Linked DNA regions of Mus musculus: region 1 is linked to region 2. A link is a loop called in an ENCODE intact Hi-C map of the cell type or tissue named here. Cell type or tissue: left cerebral cortex. All regions are shown on one strand. Links, peaks and the distances in the headings refer to the core of each region. The heading gives the core; the rest is flanking DNA.

Region 1 (8,324 bases), core at 273-8,272, 78 kb after region 2:
GAAAAACTTTGAACCTTATGTACCGAGCAAATGCCAGGTCTAGCAAACAGTGCTAGTCCTAGATTACTTGATATAAAACAACAACAACAAAAAAATACAAAAAAATAGTAAAATATAAAAACCAAACCAAACCAAACCAACCAAACAAACACACAAACAAAAAAACAGGCCCTTAAATATTTTGACGAGATACAGTCTATACTTAAGTTTTTGGTTTTGTTTGTTTGTTTGTTTTTAATGCAGACTGGTCTTGAAACCTGCTATATATCACAAGCTAACAGAATTTGGAATCAAAGACATACACCACCACAAACCCACAAACAGTCTTTTCTTCGTTTGTTTGATTTTTTTTGGGGGGGGGGGTGTTTTTCATGACAGGGTTTCTTAGTGTTCTAAAACTTGGTCTGTAGATCAGGCTGGCTTCCTTACAGAGGTCTGCCTGTTTCTGACTCCTGAGTGTTGAGATTAAAGGTGTGCACCACCACCACTGGCCCTCTCTTCCTTTTAAAATTCTTTTGTTGTTGTTTGTTTGTTTGTTTGTTTGTTTTTTCGTTTTTCGAGACAGGGTTTCTCTGTGTAGCCCAGGCTGGCCTCGAACTCAGAAATTCACCTGCCTCTACCTCCCAAGTGCTGGGATTAAAGGCGTGCGCCACCATGTCTGGCTGCTGTTGTTGTTTTTCAGGACAGGGTTTCTCTGTATAACTCTGATTGTCCTGGAACTCAATCTGTAGACCAGGCTGGCCTCAAACTCAGGAATCTGCCTGTCTCTGCCTCCCAAGTGCTGGGATCAAAGGTGTGTGCTACCACTACTGGGTTAGCCTTCAGTTATTTAGCAGATAAGCTTTGTGGTCCGAAATCTCTAGTAACGTTTGGCCTCAAACTAATCAATGAGAATCAGAGTTGCTTATTGATTGATTCTCTTCCTAAAGAATCTACCCAGCGGTAGCACACACATTTAATCCCAGCATTTGGGAGTTGGGAGGCAGAAACAGATCTCTTTGAGTTCAAGGCCTGTCTGACCTACAGAGCTAATTCCAGGACAGTCAGGGCTATACAGAGAAACCCTGTTTCAAAAACAAACAAACAAACAAACAAACAAAAAGAAACACAATTGATCTACCACCTGTGATGGCTAATCTTTTGTTTGTTTGTTTGTTTGTTTGGTTGGTTGGTTGGTTTTGGTTTTTCGAGACAGAGTTTCTTTGTATAGCCCTGGCTGACCTGGAACTCACTTTGTAGACCAGGCTGGCCTGAAACTCAGAAATCCACCTGCCTCTGCCTCCCACCCGGCAGGATGGCTAATCTTTTTTTTTTTTTTTTTTTTTTGGTTTGGTTTTTTGAGACAGGGTTTCTCTGTGTAGCCCTGGCTGTCCTGGAACTCACTCTGTAGACCAGGCTGGCCTCGAACTCAGAAATCCTCCTGTCTCTGCCTCCCGAGTGCTGGGATTAAAGGCGTGTGCCACCACGCCCAGCCTATGATGGCTAATCTTAGTTGTCAATTTAACTACATCTGGAACTAAAACCCCAAATTGGAAGGCATATCTGTTAGAGTTTTGGTTTTTTGTTTTTGTTTGTTATTGTTGTTGTTGTTTTGCTTAATTTGATCTTGGTCTTTGAGGTAGGAAGGTAGACCTTTCATCTAGATCATTTGATCTGGGAAAACACACTCCTTTAATCTGGATCTTCTGTTGAGAAGACACACTTTGCCAGGCATTAGTGGCGCACGCCTTTAATCCCAGCACTTGGGAGGCAGAGGCAGGCAGATTTCTGAGTTCAAGGCCAACCTGGTCTACAAGGTGAGTTCCAGGGCAGCCAGGGCTATACAGAGAAACCCTGCCTGGAAAAACCAAAAAACCAAACAAACAAAAAACAAGAGGGATTAGGGGAGATTGGGAGAAGACACACCTTAAATCTGGACCATTAATTCAGATTTAATCTGGGCCAGGACTACTAGAATCATATATAAGGAGCTGGAAGAAGGAAGCTTTAGATCATTTTCTGCTAGCCCTCACCTTCTAGCAGGTCTGTTACTTCTTTGGGATTCCAGCTTATACTGAAGAGGACGTAAGACAGCCAGCCTTGAGGACTGAGTAGCTACCACAGCCAGCCAACTTGTAAGTCATTCATTTTAATACTCTCTGTATATACCTATATATAGATCTGTAAATTCTGTTGCTGTTGAGAACCCTGACTAACACTACTGTAAAGGAGACTTAAAGGCTTCTTAATTTAAATCCATGAGACCCTCTTACAACAAAGGAGTAAGTGAATGGTATAGTCCAGAGGACCTGAGTTCACTCCCAAGACCCAGGTTGGGCAGCTCACAATAGCTTGTGAAACAGACTTAGGGTATCCAATGTCCTCCTCAGGCCTCAGCTGGTACCTGCATGTCCTTACATTCATACCAACAGACACAATTAAAAAAATTTTTGCTAGGTATAACGGCTGAAAACCAAAATACCATGACTATGTCTTTTTGTAGTATGAAAGCTTTCTGATTGCCATTTTACATCCTCTGGTTTCTAAATCTTTTTTTCGAAACAGGGTTTCTCTGTGTAGCCTTGGCTATTAACTCATGATGTAGACCAGGGTGGCTTTGAACTCAGAGATCCTCCTGCCTCTGCCTCGGGAAAAAGTGCACCACCACTTCCAAGCTCTCAAATCTTAAATCTTTTAGAAATTCTGAGGTTGACTGACACAGTCTAACTGGGGGATGGCAGACGGGTCAAACATAAGTGATAAATAGGAATTCTTTGTTTATGTATTTACTTATTTTAGGCAGGTTCTCATTATTGTACACTGGATTCAAAGAGATCCATCTAGTCAGACAGTGAAGAAGCTGCCTACTGACCGGGGCTGAGCCGACAGACCCAGGTTCTGATCTTTGGTACTACGGGAGCTGCTCTTCAGCCCCTCTCCTGCTCCTGGACCTATGGATTCTCCATCTAGTGTTTCTTCTTATTCCTCCTCCTCCCTCTCCCCATCATTTTCTATGTCCCCTGTGAACAGTGACTTTAGCTTCCCTTCTGATAACGAGAGGGAGGGCAAGGGCACCCGTGAGCTCAGGCCAGACACTGTGGGTCAGAGAGGAGGTTCCAGGCCCAGTCCAGGCCCTGTCCGCTGCAGACATCGACCCAGGGTTTCTAGTAACCAACATACAGCACCGCATCTGGAACAGCAAGGATCTGAAGTCAAGAGATCAAGAGACGGTGAACTGGAGATGAGTCTGAACACCCAAGGATGTACTACAGAGGGAGATCTGCTCTTTGCTCAAAAGTGTAAAGAACTCCAAGGGTTCATAGGGCCCCTCACAGACCTACTGAATGGACTCAAGATGGGTCGCTTTGACAGAGGATTAAGTAGCTTCCAACAGAGTGTGGCCATGGACCGGATCCAGCGCATAGTGGGTGTTTTACAGAAGCCTCAGATGGGAGAACGTTATCTAGGAACCTTGCTGCAGGTGGAAGGGATGTTAAAGACTTGGTTTCCTCACATAGCTGCCCAGAAATCATCCTCAGGAAGTAGCAGGCACCAGATAAGCAAGCACTTTTCCAGTCACCACAGTGACCCGGGGGCTGCTTTTCCTGCACCTCTCCTAGAGAAGATGGGCCAAACACAGCTGGGACATTTAGTTTTGAAACCAAAGCATCCTTGGCATCTCACAGGATGGCCAGCTATGAACCTCACTTGGATTCATAGCACTCCAATTTGTAACCCTCCCCTCAGTTCCCAAGGCTCCATCTGGCCACAGCCCCATAGGCACTGGAGCCAGCATTGGTGTCATCCTTGTCCTCCAGAAAGGAGGACAGCCCTTCACCCATTCTGCCCCGGGCACTCCGGTCCCACCAACTCTACTGTCTCCTGTCGTCTCTGGTGATCTGAAGAAATTGCCTGGCGAGGAGCCTCGTTGCCACAGTTTGCCAGTAACACTGCCATCAGACTGGAGTTGCATCCTTTGTCCGCCTGTCTTGCCTACCACAGACAGATGACTAAAGGACACCCAGAGCCACAGATGATTAGCTATCCCCCAGTTGCTCTGGATCCTCAGCCCTAACCCAGGCTCTGCTACTTTTCCCTGATTCCCAATTTGTATAAATGTATGTTTTATGTGTGTGTGTGTGTGTTTTTTTTTTTTTTTTTTTTTTTTTTACTTTAATGTATTTGTGGTGAGGAAATAGAAATCCTTTCTGATTAAAGACATTTTTTTTTTTTTACTTAAAAAAAAAAAAAGATCCATCTGCCTCCCAGGAGTTGGTAATAAAGGCGTGCGTCATCAAGCCAGGGCAAAACTAGTAATTTTTACTACAAGCCACACCTATTAATAGTAGTAAATGGAAGTGTTTACCAAGAAACTACAACTCCCATGAAGCAACGAGGGAGAAGACGGAGTGGTTTTTTTTTTTTTTTCCCCGCCTATTTTTTCTCAGTCCCATACTGGAAACAGGTGCTGGTGTTGAAATAATACAATATCCTTAAAATAGACGGAAAGGTGGGGCTTGATAACACGCACTCTAGTAAGGCAGCCGGAAGTCGCTGTCTCGAGCAGCCCCGCCCTAAGGGACGACACACGGGCCGGCTCGGAAGTGACGACACCGAGCACGCCATTAAATAGCAGTAGGCCTCCCTCTCCGCCCTCTCGGTCTTAGCGCCATCTTCCTTGGTTAGTCGCGGGGTTTTCTGGCGTTCGGGTTTCCAGTGCAATCCGTTAACATCCGACCTCCACATTCACTATCATCACAGCGGGCTAACGGCATTTTTCCCTCTTTCTCTCTAGAGACTCCTGCGCCATGAGAGCGAAGGTGAGCGGCTCTTAGGTGGTGAATCGGGCACCTAGTCCCCGCCATGGTTCCTCTGCGGGCTTCCAGACGGTTTGCCTCGGGTGTTCGCAGTCAGGGAGAGGCTTAAAATTCTTGCTGAAGAAAAGATGGGGTGGGAAAATGAGGGATTCGGCTCTAAAACTGAACCGGTGTCCTTTGTCAAGCCCTGTGTTCTGAGCAGTTTCATGGCCTTGCACAAGCCTGTCTCTAACATTCTTTTTTGTCTCCTCACATGATCGGGTTTTTTTAGTGGCGGAAGAAGAGAATGCGCAGGTACGTTTAATTTTTCAAGACTACCTTGGGGCAGTGGGGGCAAGCTCGGTGTGGGATATTTGGTTGGAAGAAAATATCTGGCGGGAAGGAAGCAGGAGTCGCCGCCCAGTACAGCAGAGCTGGTGCTTGTTAATCTCATCGTCTCTTGTACTCGTGCACTAAGTGTACGTATTGATAGATGTGCAAAGGAAAAAAAAAAAACTCAGGTTTGTGTGCCTTCCATTCCAGGCTGAAGCGCAAGAGAAGAAAGATGAGGCAGAGGTCCAAGTAAGCCAGCCCGTGCACCTACGACGCCTGCAGGAGCAGAAGTGAGGGATGCTGAGGGCCGGGACAAGCTATCGGACTGTGTGCTGCCATCGGTAATGAGTCTCAGTAGACCTGGAACGTCACCTCGCCGCGATCGCCTGGAGAAATGACCGCCTTTCTTACAACCAAAACAGTCCCTCTGCCCTGGACCCCCGGCACTCTGGACTAGCTCTGTTCTCTTGTGGCCAAGTGTAGCTCGTGTACAATAAACCCTCTTGCAGTCAGCTGAAGAATCAAACTGCTGTTACGTGTTTTTTTGCGGTTCCTTGGGGTGGGGACTCGAGTGTGTTTCTGTATAGGCGACATAGTTTGGGTGTTTGATCTGGCTGGAGCCGGTTGAGTGTGCGCCCGAGGTTAAGTTACAGAGTTGGTGCGTTCACAGCGCCACTCCTACGTTTTGGGGGTACCACTGCGTAGAACCTGACGCTGAGCGGAGTTCCGGGTCCGGCGGAGTCCTGTTACCATGGTGATGCGCAAGGCTTGTTGGGAGCTTCCTGCGCCTACTAGCACGCAAGTTGGACCATAGAGTGTGTTTCCGGGTCTGGTAGCTAGAGCGTCTCTTTCTTCCGCAGGAAGCGGAAGAACCGTAGGGTGGGCGGCTCTTTGTCGAAGCTAGAGGACCGGCAGGCGGCAGCAGCAACTACGGCGGCGGCGGCAGGTGAGGGAGGCGGGAGACTTAGGTGGAGGCCGCGCCCGGAGGGGAGGAGTCGGGGATGGCCCAGCGACTGGGTTCTGCCCGGCCACACGAGCCTCCCCCAAACCCCCCGGAACCGACCTGGCTCTTCCTCGTTACCCAGGACAGAGCCCCTTTTCTCACTGACCTCGCTTCCCAAGCAAACGCCAGCCCCGTGACGTCACAGCCCTGCCCATCCCTCCGCCTGATGTCACCCCGAGCCCCCCTCCCCTTTCACTTCCTCAGTGTCCCAGTCACCTGGTCCACCGCTGAGTGCTGGCACCGCATCGCGGAGCCGGCCAAGCCAGAAGACTTCCAGGGAAACTCGTAGGACTTTTCGTGAACTCTAGGGTGTTGGGGGATGGTCGTAATCACCGCCCCCGAGTCTAGTCTCGCCTTCCCACTGACACTAGTCAGTTGTTGCCCTTGTCCAGCTTTCAGGTTTGGCTGGCGTTCCGAACTCCAACCCTAGATCGGATTCTGAACCCCATATCCTTCTCATCTTGAGGTAAAGCTCCGCTAACCTTCCTCACCAGGAACTGTTTTGTTTTTTAGTTCAGCTTCCCAATTTTTATTGGTCGGTTCTAGCCCTTATCCTTCTTAATAGGGACTTCTCCTTGTGATAGGTGACGTTCACTTTGACCTCTTAAGGGAGCCTAAAAGCCACAAAGCTCTTAGCTTTTTGTCAGAATTCATTCCAGTGTATGAAAACCACATCATATCCCTTTCACGTTTTTCCCTTGTTCTACTCAAATCTCCGTTTTTTGTTTTTTTGTTTCTTGTTCAGAACCCAGCAGTGATGTGGAGGTGGAGACTCACGGGAGCCCCGGACTTCACCTGAGCTACCTCAGGTATTAATTCTGGGATATTGGGGTGAGGAAGGCTATCATATCCAGTTATCTGCTTCTAGTGGGACTTGAAACATTGGTCAGGCTTTGAAGGCATTTAGTCTTCACCTGATCGTCATTTATGATCTTTTAAGGGCTTGTTTCTTACCAGTTGTTTCTTATATTCTGGGGCTCCTTTTCCCATCTTGTGTATTCCTGTGCATCTCTGACTTCTAATCTGGTTAGTTATTCTAGCAAAGTCAAGGAAGTCAAGGAAACGGGAAATCAAGAAAGGTATCTTTATTCCCAAACGGAAACTAGGAACTTCTCTTATTTGAACAGTAGGGGGAGCCTGAGTCCTACTCAGGGAACATTTAAAAGATTAGACACGTGGTAGCAGGGACTCCCAGTCTTAGACTCCCAGGGTTAGAGAGAAGGGAGGGCTAGAATTAGGGCAGTGGACTGACATTCCAGAGCTCTCTTGAGAAACAGGAGACTTAAAAAGCTTTTATAGAGTCTATAAATAAAGAGGATTTTTATGGGGTAAGGAGTGCTATGGTTTGATATCAGTGGGATTTTCATGGAGTGGGGTGGGGAATGGGGAAAGAAAGGTCACCGTTCCTATGAAAGTAACTCCTTTCCACCTTGTCCTTCGAACAGTTCGTCCTGGGGATCTAAAAGTAGAAAGTTCAGCTCAGAACGTCTTTCCATGAAATGAGGGTGTTTGTGTGTGGAACACACTGGGAGATGGACAGGTTTCAGGGTTACCCTGTAGCTAGTGACACCAGTTTTGTTTTGTTTTGTTTTGTTTAACCAGGGATTTCTAAAATACATGGAGACTTGAGCTGAGTTTACGTAGAAGAGGGATTAAGGGAAGTTCTGTTTCTGGTGTTCCTTCTTCCATGAGTTCTCAAAGCTAAGCAGCCCGTGTTAGAGCACTCTTTCCAGTGTCAGTCTGTTCACACACCAACACCTGTTTTAGTTTCTCCCTCACAACTTAAATGAGAGAAGGTAAAAATCTAACACTCTCCCCTTCCCTCCCCCTCCTTGGCTGAGCATCATTAGTAAGATGAAGTGGCTTCATCCCAGCTCTCTCCCTCCTGTGTTAGCCAGGCAAGTGTGAATCACTCCAAACAAGACCAGGTGCATAAGGGCCTGGGCGGGACTTCTGGCAAGTCAGCCGGGCTAGCTAGAATTCTCCTTGGATTCTCCATCTCCCAAAGCCATTGCCCCAGAAGCCTGCCCACTGTATGGTCAGGAGAGAGGGAGCTTTCCGGAGGACCCCTTTCTGACACAGTTCTCTTTTTTAACAGTCGCCAAGAGTGGCAAGAAAAGGAAGAAGACCCTGACTTGGGGGGGACCAGGATGCCTGACCGGGACAGCTATGCCAACGGCACTGGCAGCAGCGGTGGAGGCCCTGGAGGTGGT
Region 2 (8,324 bases), core at 317-8,316:
GGTCCCGAGACAAGGGAAGGGTCGCCACAACAGAGCCTTGGCACTAATTCCTTCTTGGGCTGGCACACAGCTGAGGTTACTGTCTGGGCTTCTCCTCAACCATTCTGGTTGTGAGCTCCCATTAGACCCGCTCCCACCTCTTCTGTGTCTGCCCTGTATTCGAGGACACCTCAGAAGGACTTAGTCCCTCTGAGGCGCTAGAGCCTTAGAGTGCCCCACCCCTCCCTTTGTTTAGTCAGTCTTAGCACCTGTGACCTCCCAGGAACACAAAGGACTATGCTCCTCCGAGGCTATGCTAACGCCCATGAGAGCAGAGGTGGAAGGGACAAGACCAGGTGCTAGGGAGGAGGGGGCATGGCGTCTCTCTCCAGCCCACCACTGCACTTTAACCAGGGTCTTAGGTACAAAATGCTACTTTTCAGGGCCTTCCAGCTCTGGAACCTCAAACATCCTCATGCTCTCTCCCAGATCCTTTTGCATAAAAAAAAACAAAACAAAAAAACCAACAACAAAAAAAGTAAAGAAAAAGAAGAAAACAACAACAAAAAACAAAATGCCAAAATCCACACAGAGAAAAGAGGTGTTCTCTCTCTCTCTTTTTTTTATTACTCTTAAAAAAACAACACCACAAAAAAGTGGAGGGAAGGGAGAGAATTTCTAAATAGACACTTTTCCAGACCTTTGTGTGTGTGTGTGTGTGTGTGTGTGTGTGTGTGTGTATGTGTGTGTGTGTGTGTGTGTGTGTGTGTGTGTGTGTGTGTCAGTGTCCAAGCTGCAAGTGGAATTTTATAATACTTCTGGCAGCTTCTTTCCTTGTGTATATAATATATATATATTTTTAATCAGAAATTATGAAGATCAAAAATAGAATAAACACAGAAGCAAGTGCAATACCACCTCTCCTTCTCCCCAGAGTTCCTCTGTAGCCTGTTCGGTGTCCCCTTTGGCCCTTGACCCTTGACCTTGTCTCTCTTCCTCTGGTTCCTGACCTATTCTCCCCTTCCCTCTTTTTAAAGAGTTTTTCTCTTTTCTCAAAGGGGGTTAAACCAGCTTTTGAGACTTACTGCAAAGCATTTTGTATATGTAACATACTGTAAGTAAATATTTGTGTAATGGAGAAATACTACTGTAAGTTTTGTACTGTACTGGCTGAAGGTCTGTTATAAATAAACACGAGTAATTTAACCCCTGTTTGTTCTTGAAGACTCCCTTTCCCTTGTTTTCCTTCTGGGAGGGAGGCAGACTTCATACCAACTATTTCTCTGTTCAAGACTTAGACAAGTCTAAGACTGAGAGGAAACCAGACAACACTACTGAAGTTGTTGGTCTAGCAGAACAGATTTTTTTTTTTTTTTTTTTTTGGTTTTTCGAGACAGGGTTTTTCTGTGTAGCCCTGGCTGTCCTGGGACTCACTTTGTAGACCAGGCTGGCCTCAAACTCAGAAATCTGCCCACCTCTGCCTCCCAAATGCTGGGACTAAAGGCATGCACCACCATGCCCGGCGTCAGAACAGAATTTTTTAAAGGCAGGGCGTCTCTCTTTGTAGCCTGGCTAGTCTGGAACTTAAAGGAATCTACCTGCTTCTGCATCCCAATTTCTGGAATTAAAGGTGTGGGCCACCGTGACTAGCCTGTATTATTATTTTAATTTATTTTAGATTATACTTTGATTATAACATTTCTCCCTTTCTTTCCTCCATATACCTAGCCCCAGTTTCTTTCAAATTCAAGGTCTTTTTTTCTTATTATTATAATAACATAATGATTTATATTATTATTATTATTATTATTATTGCACATATGCATACATGTATATAATATGCATATATTCCTAGATATAGCCTGTTCAGTCTGTATAATGCTACCAGTATGTATGCATCAGTGTTTACCATTTGCTACAGGATAACCAGTTGGTATGGTCTTCCCTGGGGACCTCTCTCGATTTGCCCCCAGCTTTCTCCAGTTGCCTGCACTTCTTTGTGCGGGACTGAGGCCCCATGGGCTTTTCCCTATTCAATGTGATGTGTTCTTTGGTATCATCCTTGTCCAACCTGCATTTGGGCAGTAGTATTGGTAAGATTACATGGGTGTGGTTTCTGATGCTGCAAAGGAGACACACTCTCAAGGCAAACTCCCTGATCCTCTGGCTCTTACAGTCTTTCACCCCCTCTTCTGCAATGCTCCCTGAGCCTCAGGTGCAGAAATGTTTTTGTCATTGTATCCATTGGGACTGTGCTCCACAACTCTGCATTTTGATTGGTTGTGGTTTTCTGTAGTGGTCTCCATCTGTTGTAAAGAGAAGTTTCCTTGATGAGGGGTGAAGTCTATACTTTGTAGGTGTAAGGACAAACGTTTATAGATTGTTGCAAGGGATTATGCTGGCATAGTAAATTAGAAGTCATAGCTTGCCGGGCAGTATGGCACACGCCTTTAATCCCAGCACTTGGGAGGCAGAGGCAGGCGGATTTCTGAGTTCGAGGCCAGCCTGGTCTACAGAGTGAGTTCCAGGACTGCCAGGGCTACACAGAGAACCCTGTCTTGAAAAGAAGAAGAAGAAGAAGAAGAAGAAGAAGAAGAAGAAGAAGAAGAAGAAGAAGAAGAAGAAGAAGAAGAAGAAGAAGAAGAAGAAGAAGAAGAAGAAGAAGAAGAAGAAGAAGAATTTGTAGTAGCTTCTCCTCCAATAGCCATGGCTTCACTAGCACTGAGTAGTTAACTAGCTTTCCATGGTCCCCCTCTCACTGACTGGTTCTTTTGGTTTTTTTAAAGATTTGTTTATTTATTATATGTAAGTACACTGTAGCTGTCTGCAGACATTCCAGAAGAGGGTGCCAGATCTCCTTACGGATGGTTGTGAGCCACCATGTGGTTGTTGGGATTTGAACTCAGGAGCTTCAGAAAAGCAGTCAGTGCTCTTAACCCCTGATCCATCTCTCCAGCCCCTCACTGACTGGTTCTTAAGTCCAACCAGAGAGTTGTTGGTTACTGTGAAAATATGTGTGCCACTACTGCACCTTAGGGTTATATGCCATGCTGGTCATTGATGTGGTTAGTGGGATCATAGCAGGAGAACTTTAGGTTGACTCCCTCAGATGGTGCCCTCTGGTACCAGGAAAGCTAGATTTCAGGGAGGAAATATTCAGGTCAGTTCCACCTCAGGGGTCTCTGGGCCTTGCTTCTGACATGCTTCCTGTATTCAGAAATAGCAGGAACATACCTTCCATCTCAGAGATAACCAAGGGCAACAGGAAGAGGCTGCTGCATGCTTGAGAGTCTCTTGGACAACCCTGGCCAACACCTCAAAAGATGGATTCTCTTTTTGGTATTGTTTGGTACTGGGGTTTCGTTGGGTGGTCTTTAGCTCTCAGAGGGAGCACCATCAGCCCCGGTGAGAAGATGCATTAAAAATATATGTGTGTATTTATTCATGGGTTGATGTGTATTATAGGGTTTCTTGGTAAGTAGGTAATGCAGTATAATTTTTTGTGGCTTTTTACAGAAATGTTTGTTTTTTTCTTTTTGGTTTTTTTGAGACAGGGTTTCTCTGTGTAGCCCTGGCTGTCCTGGAACTCACTCTGTAGACCAGGCTGGCCTCGAACTCAGAAATCCACCTGCCTCTGCCTCCCAAGTTCTGGGGCTAAAGGCGTGTGCCACCACTGCCTGGCAGAAATGTTTGTTATTTCATCCACTTCCTTCTTCTGTATTTACCTCCCTCCCTTTTCCCTAAAGAGGTCCCACGTCCCTATCAGATCAATTGTATACTACTAGTCTCTTTTGCCTTCTTTGAATCTTTTTCGGAATTTACTTTGATCTTCCTCCCTAAGGAACACCTCCCTTCCCATTTCCTTGATCAGGTCACATGTACACTGCCGCTTCCCCCGCTACTGCTCCCCAACCCCCGATCCTGGCAGTGGTTCCACTTTACTCTCCCACTTCTGCAGTTGCTCTAGGATATATGATATGTGAACTCACACCTGAAGGTTTGCAGCTAAGAGCCTCCAATGACAGTGACTTTCCAGGTCTGGGTTACCTCGTTCAGGGTGATCTTTTCTAGCTCCATCCATTTACCTGCAAGGTTCATGATTTATGTGTGTGTGTGTGTGTGTGTGTGTGTGTGTGTGTGTGTTTACAGCTGGACAGCATTCCACAGTGTATATGAACTACATTTTCACTACGTGTTTGTCAGATGTAGGACATTTAGGTTGTTCCATCTCCTGCCTATTGTGTTTGGAGCAGCAATGAGCGTGTCTAAGCAGGTATCTGCAGAGTAACATGTTGAGTCCCTCTGGCATATGCCAAGGAGAGATATGGCTGGGTCATGTGATAGATTTATCTCTTGAAAGTTCTCCACACTGATTTCCATAGTGACTATACCAGATTGCTATCCCACCAACAGTGAGTGAGTCCTCCCCATCCTCTCAGTCATTTCTTGTCAGTTGTTCCATTGATCTTTGCCATTCTGACCAGAATAAGGAAAAATCGCAAAGGTATTTTTATTTTTTATTTATTTATTTTATTATTTTTTTTTTTAAATTTTTTTTTTTTTTTTTTTTTTGGTTTTTCGAGACAGGGTTTCTCTGTATAGCCCTGACTGTCCTGGAACTCACTTTGTAGACCAGCTGGCCTTGAACTCAGACATCCGCCTGCCTCTGCCTCCCAAGTGCTGGGATTAAAGGTGTGCGCCACCACGCCTGGCTGAGAAATATCTTAAAAGAAGAAAGTTCATCTCTAGCAATTAGGGAAATGAAAATCAAAAAAAAAAGAAAAAGAAATTCAAGGTCACACTTGGCTAACCAAATAAGTTCCAGGTCAGCCTGGACTACTTGACTATGTTTCAAAATAAATAACTATCTGATAGACTTGATCAGTTAAATTGTGTTGGTACATACAATGTACTAACTACAGTGCTTCATCTGTGTTAATAGGATCTGGAAATAAAATGGTGGTCCAAGCCCAGCGTGGTGGCCTAATCCCAACACTCGAAGCCTCTATTTGGAAAGACGCATTTACAAATGGTTTATTTCTCCCAGGTCTTCTATTTCTAATTCCTACACTTAGAACACATATTTCAAAGAAATAAATCATGGCGTCTTAAGGTGGTTTAGCGCCGCCTTTAGTCCGTCTACTACGGGCAAGAGAGAACCTCTCCAAGTCGTACTACAACTCCCACAATGCATCTCTTTTGTCCTCCCACACTAGGGAGTGTGCGTCCGAATTCTGGATAACTTCCGCTCTGGAACTATCGTAAACCGGATGTTATAGAGCCTTGTAATCACTTCCTGGTTTGGGAATGTAACATTTTAATCTTCCGCCGGAAGGTTAAATAGTTCCACTGATATTTTTCGTCATAGACCATTTCTAGGGACTTATCACAACCCTACATTTCACAGGAAACTCTAAGTAATTAGGTAAATTCGAGCATAATAGCTGCTAGGGAGTAAATAGAATTACAGGTCGCTGAGGGTTTTTTTTTTCAGCGTGAGCGTAGGAATCTCGTACTATATAAGCGGGTCGGGCAAGCCGCCGGATCCTCTTTCGAGTCTTGGCTCCAAGATGGTGAGTGTCGCCGCGTGGTGAGCGCGCGGGCCTGGGTACTGGGGTAGAAGTAGATCTATGGACGGTAGGGACCTGAAAGTCAGAGTCTTGGAGGAGAAAGTGACAAAGGGTCCGTCCAGCCCGGACTTGGCGTGCTCGGGACTTGTACGGGTCTCTGTCGGGGCTGCGGGCGGCGGCCGGCCAGGAAGGGCTGAATTCTCGCCCCCTTTCCAATAGCGTCTCTTTCCATTCTCAGACCAAAAAAAGAAGAAACAACGGTCGCGCCAAAAAGGGCCGCGGCCATGTGCAGCCCATTCGCTGCACGAACTGCGCCCGGTGCGTGCCCAAGGATAAGGCCATCAAGAAGTTTGTCATTCGGAACATTGTAGAAGCCGCTGCTGTCAGGGACATATCTGAAGCAAGCGTCTTCGACGGTAAGTGAGCCACAGCCGTGATTTGTACAGGGACGAAGAGTGAGGAGGGTGTGTATGGCTCGTTGTCTTCAGCTTGGGGAGAAGGTGCCTTTTGTGGCACAGTAAGCAGGCCTAATGATGGGGTTTTAACTTGGTTTTTCTCTTGGGGTGGAGATTGAGGCTCATGCATGGTAGCCAAACCCCTGCATCCCATCCCTGTGAGAGACTGCCTATTTAGGAGAATCTGAAAAAGCATAATTCTTTAGTTATTGAAAAAAATTGAACAGCTTTTAAAACGGGCAAAGACTGGTTTGGGCAGTTTGTGACTTGGTTTTTGGCGTCTCAGAACTCACTGTGTAGACCTACTCAAGAGATCTTCCCTAGTGCTGGGATTAAAGGCGTGCACCACAGCACCTGGCTGGCTTTTGTCTGTTTGTTCATTGTTTTGTTTTTTTCTTGACCTAACAGTAGTAACCATGAGGCCTGCCAGCAGAGTGAGACTCCCTAACTTGAGCTATTCTCATATTGTGTGGCCCACTTTGGCTTTGAGGATGCCTTGGCCTTTTGAGTGGCAACCTCTAGCCCAAGAGTTGAACTCTTGGTGTATGTTGGGTGTGGTGTTGGTTTCTCTGGTTTTCATTGGGTGTCATTTATCAGTAAAACTTGGAGGTTAGGGTAATCCTGACCAATAGAATAAGAGAATCACAGGAAAGGGCGTCTGTCTAATCTGCTTCTCGATTTCTCAGCCTACGTGCTTCCCAAGCTCTATGTCAAGCTGCATTATTGCGTGAGCTGTGCCATCCATAGCAAGGTTGTTAGGAATCGATCCCGCGAGGCCCGGAAGGACCGAACACCCCCACCACGATTCAGACCTGCTGTAAGTAAATTATTTTAACTTGGGACATACATAGTCTTACCCAGAGAAGTATCCATTAAGGTCTTATTTAGTCTGTGTGGCAGCTACGACCTACATTTAAATTTTAAAAATGCTTGTCTGTTTTGCATAACCTGAAACACTTTTAGTGATGCTAGGTGGGTGGTGGTTGGTTTCTTTGGTTTGAGGTGCTGGGTCCTCAACTTAATGCTGGTAAGTGCTCTACTGTGAACTACATGGGTGGGTGGGTTTGGTTTTTTTTGTTTTGTTTTGTTTTAAGAAGTCTCGCTGGAAGCCAGGCGTGGTGGCGCACGCCTTTAATCCCAGCACTCGGGAGGCAGAGACAGGCAAATTTCTGAGTTCGAGGCCAGTCTGGTCTACAAAGTGAGTTCCAGGACAGCCAGGGCTATACAGAGAAACCCTGTCTCGGAAAGAAAAAAAAAAAGAGGTTTCACTGGCCTTCGCTCACCTAGGACTCTTGATTCTTCTGCCTCTAGAATGCTGGGGTTAAGTAGGCAACCGCAGCAGATCCGAGTACCTCATTTCTAATTTAGCTCATCTCTTGTTTTTCAGGGCGCTGCACCTCGACCTCCACCAAAGCCCATGTAAAGAGGCCGTTTTGTAAGGACGGAAGGAAAATTACCCTGGAAAAATAAAATGGAAGTTGTACTTTACATGGCATCGGAGTGTGTTTATGTCGAGACTCTTGTGTGCGTTTCAGGGGGTCCATAGTGCAGAACTTGGTGCTTTGGGCTCTGTACACCTTATTTTCTAAGGCATTCTCTGCAGGCTGGCCAGCAGTGAGCTCCATGGATCCCGTTTATGCTGCCTGGACTCCCAGCAAGCCATGGGATTACAAGTGTGTTCACTGGGCTCAGCTTATGGACAGGGTTCTGTGGATCACCTGGATCCTTGTAAGACTTAACAAGCCAGGGTTTCTGTTTTTATGGTGCAGGGCACTCACTGGTCCCCGGCCCTACAGACTTTAATGTGACCATAGGATGTTAAAGTTTTAAGCCAGTTTAATTTGTTTTGAGGCATGGTCTCATGCCTTCATGTCTTGCTGGCTTTGAACCTAGATGCCTCAGTACCTGTGAGTCAACCATCTCTGGCTAAGTTGACCACTTAACCTTTATCTGAAAGGAGGCCAAGCTTTGACTGTAGAGCACAGACTGGCCTTCACCCTCTCCCCTCAGCCTCCTAAACACTGGCATTTGCAGGTAGTGAAACACCCACCCACACCCCCACATACACTCCTGGTAGGTACCTGGTAACTTAAGAGCCTGGTAAAAGGTCATTATCATAAAGAGAGGATTTGGAAAAGTTTCAAAGACAATAAAAGTGGGGAGAGGGAGTGGAAGAGATAGCTCAGCAGTTAAGAGCACTCACTGGCTGCTCTTACAGAGGACCCAGTTTTCGTTCCCAGCACCTATGTAGCAGCTCTTAACCTCTGAGCCATCTCTCTAGCCCCTTGTTTGTTTGTTTGTTTGTTTAGACAGGGTTTCT

What was found. Hi-C counts contacts between places; a loop is a spot of excess contacts. Peaks named below come from ENCODE experiments on the same cell type or tissue, not always from the same donor. Only the 100,000 strongest peaks of a DNase experiment are listed, where the experiment ranks them.
Region 1: a loop joins it to region 2, with 8 times the contacts of the local background. A loop is called at or near these places in 8 of 42 quality-filtered maps.

Annotation. Positions count from the first base shown.
Region 1 is chr10:128,545,424-128,553,747 of GRCm38, reverse strand. It overlaps Zc3h10 (zinc finger CCCH type containing 10), which reads left to right and starts at 6,002. Exons shown (of 3, transcript NM_134003.2): 1 at 6,002-6,054; 2 at 6,857-6,920; 3 at 8,210-8,324. The coding sequence starts at 8,262. It overlaps Rpl41 (ribosomal protein L41), which reads left to right and starts at 4,580. Exons shown (of 4, transcript NM_018860.4): 1 at 4,580-4,660; 2 at 4,775-4,799; 3 at 5,068-5,090; 4 at 5,319-5,638. The coding sequence starts at 4,788. The coding sequence ends at 5,361. It also overlaps the pseudogene Gm9176. In left cerebral cortex, for the core only: CTCF peaks have their summits at 5,986 and 7,241 (motif pointing right); DNase peaks (open chromatin) are centred at 4,552, 5,924, 7,240, 7,964 and 2 more places; H3K4me3 peaks cover 3,049 bases; H3K27ac peaks cover 2,846 bases.
Region 2 is chr10:128,623,704-128,632,027 of GRCm38, reverse strand. It overlaps Rps26 (ribosomal protein S26), which reads left to right and starts at 5,522. Exons shown (of 4, transcript NM_013765.2): 1 at 5,522-5,552; 2 at 5,788-5,965; 3 at 6,691-6,821; 4 at 7,392-7,499. The coding sequence starts at 5,550. The coding sequence ends at 7,427. Ikzf4 (IKAROS family zinc finger 4) reads left to right here. Exons shown (of 8, transcript NM_011772.3): 8 at 1-1,185. In left cerebral cortex, for the core only: a CTCF peak has its summit at 5,109; DNase peaks (open chromatin) are centred at 3,974, 5,190 and 5,496; H3K4me3 peaks cover 1,805 bases; H3K27ac peaks cover 1,122 bases.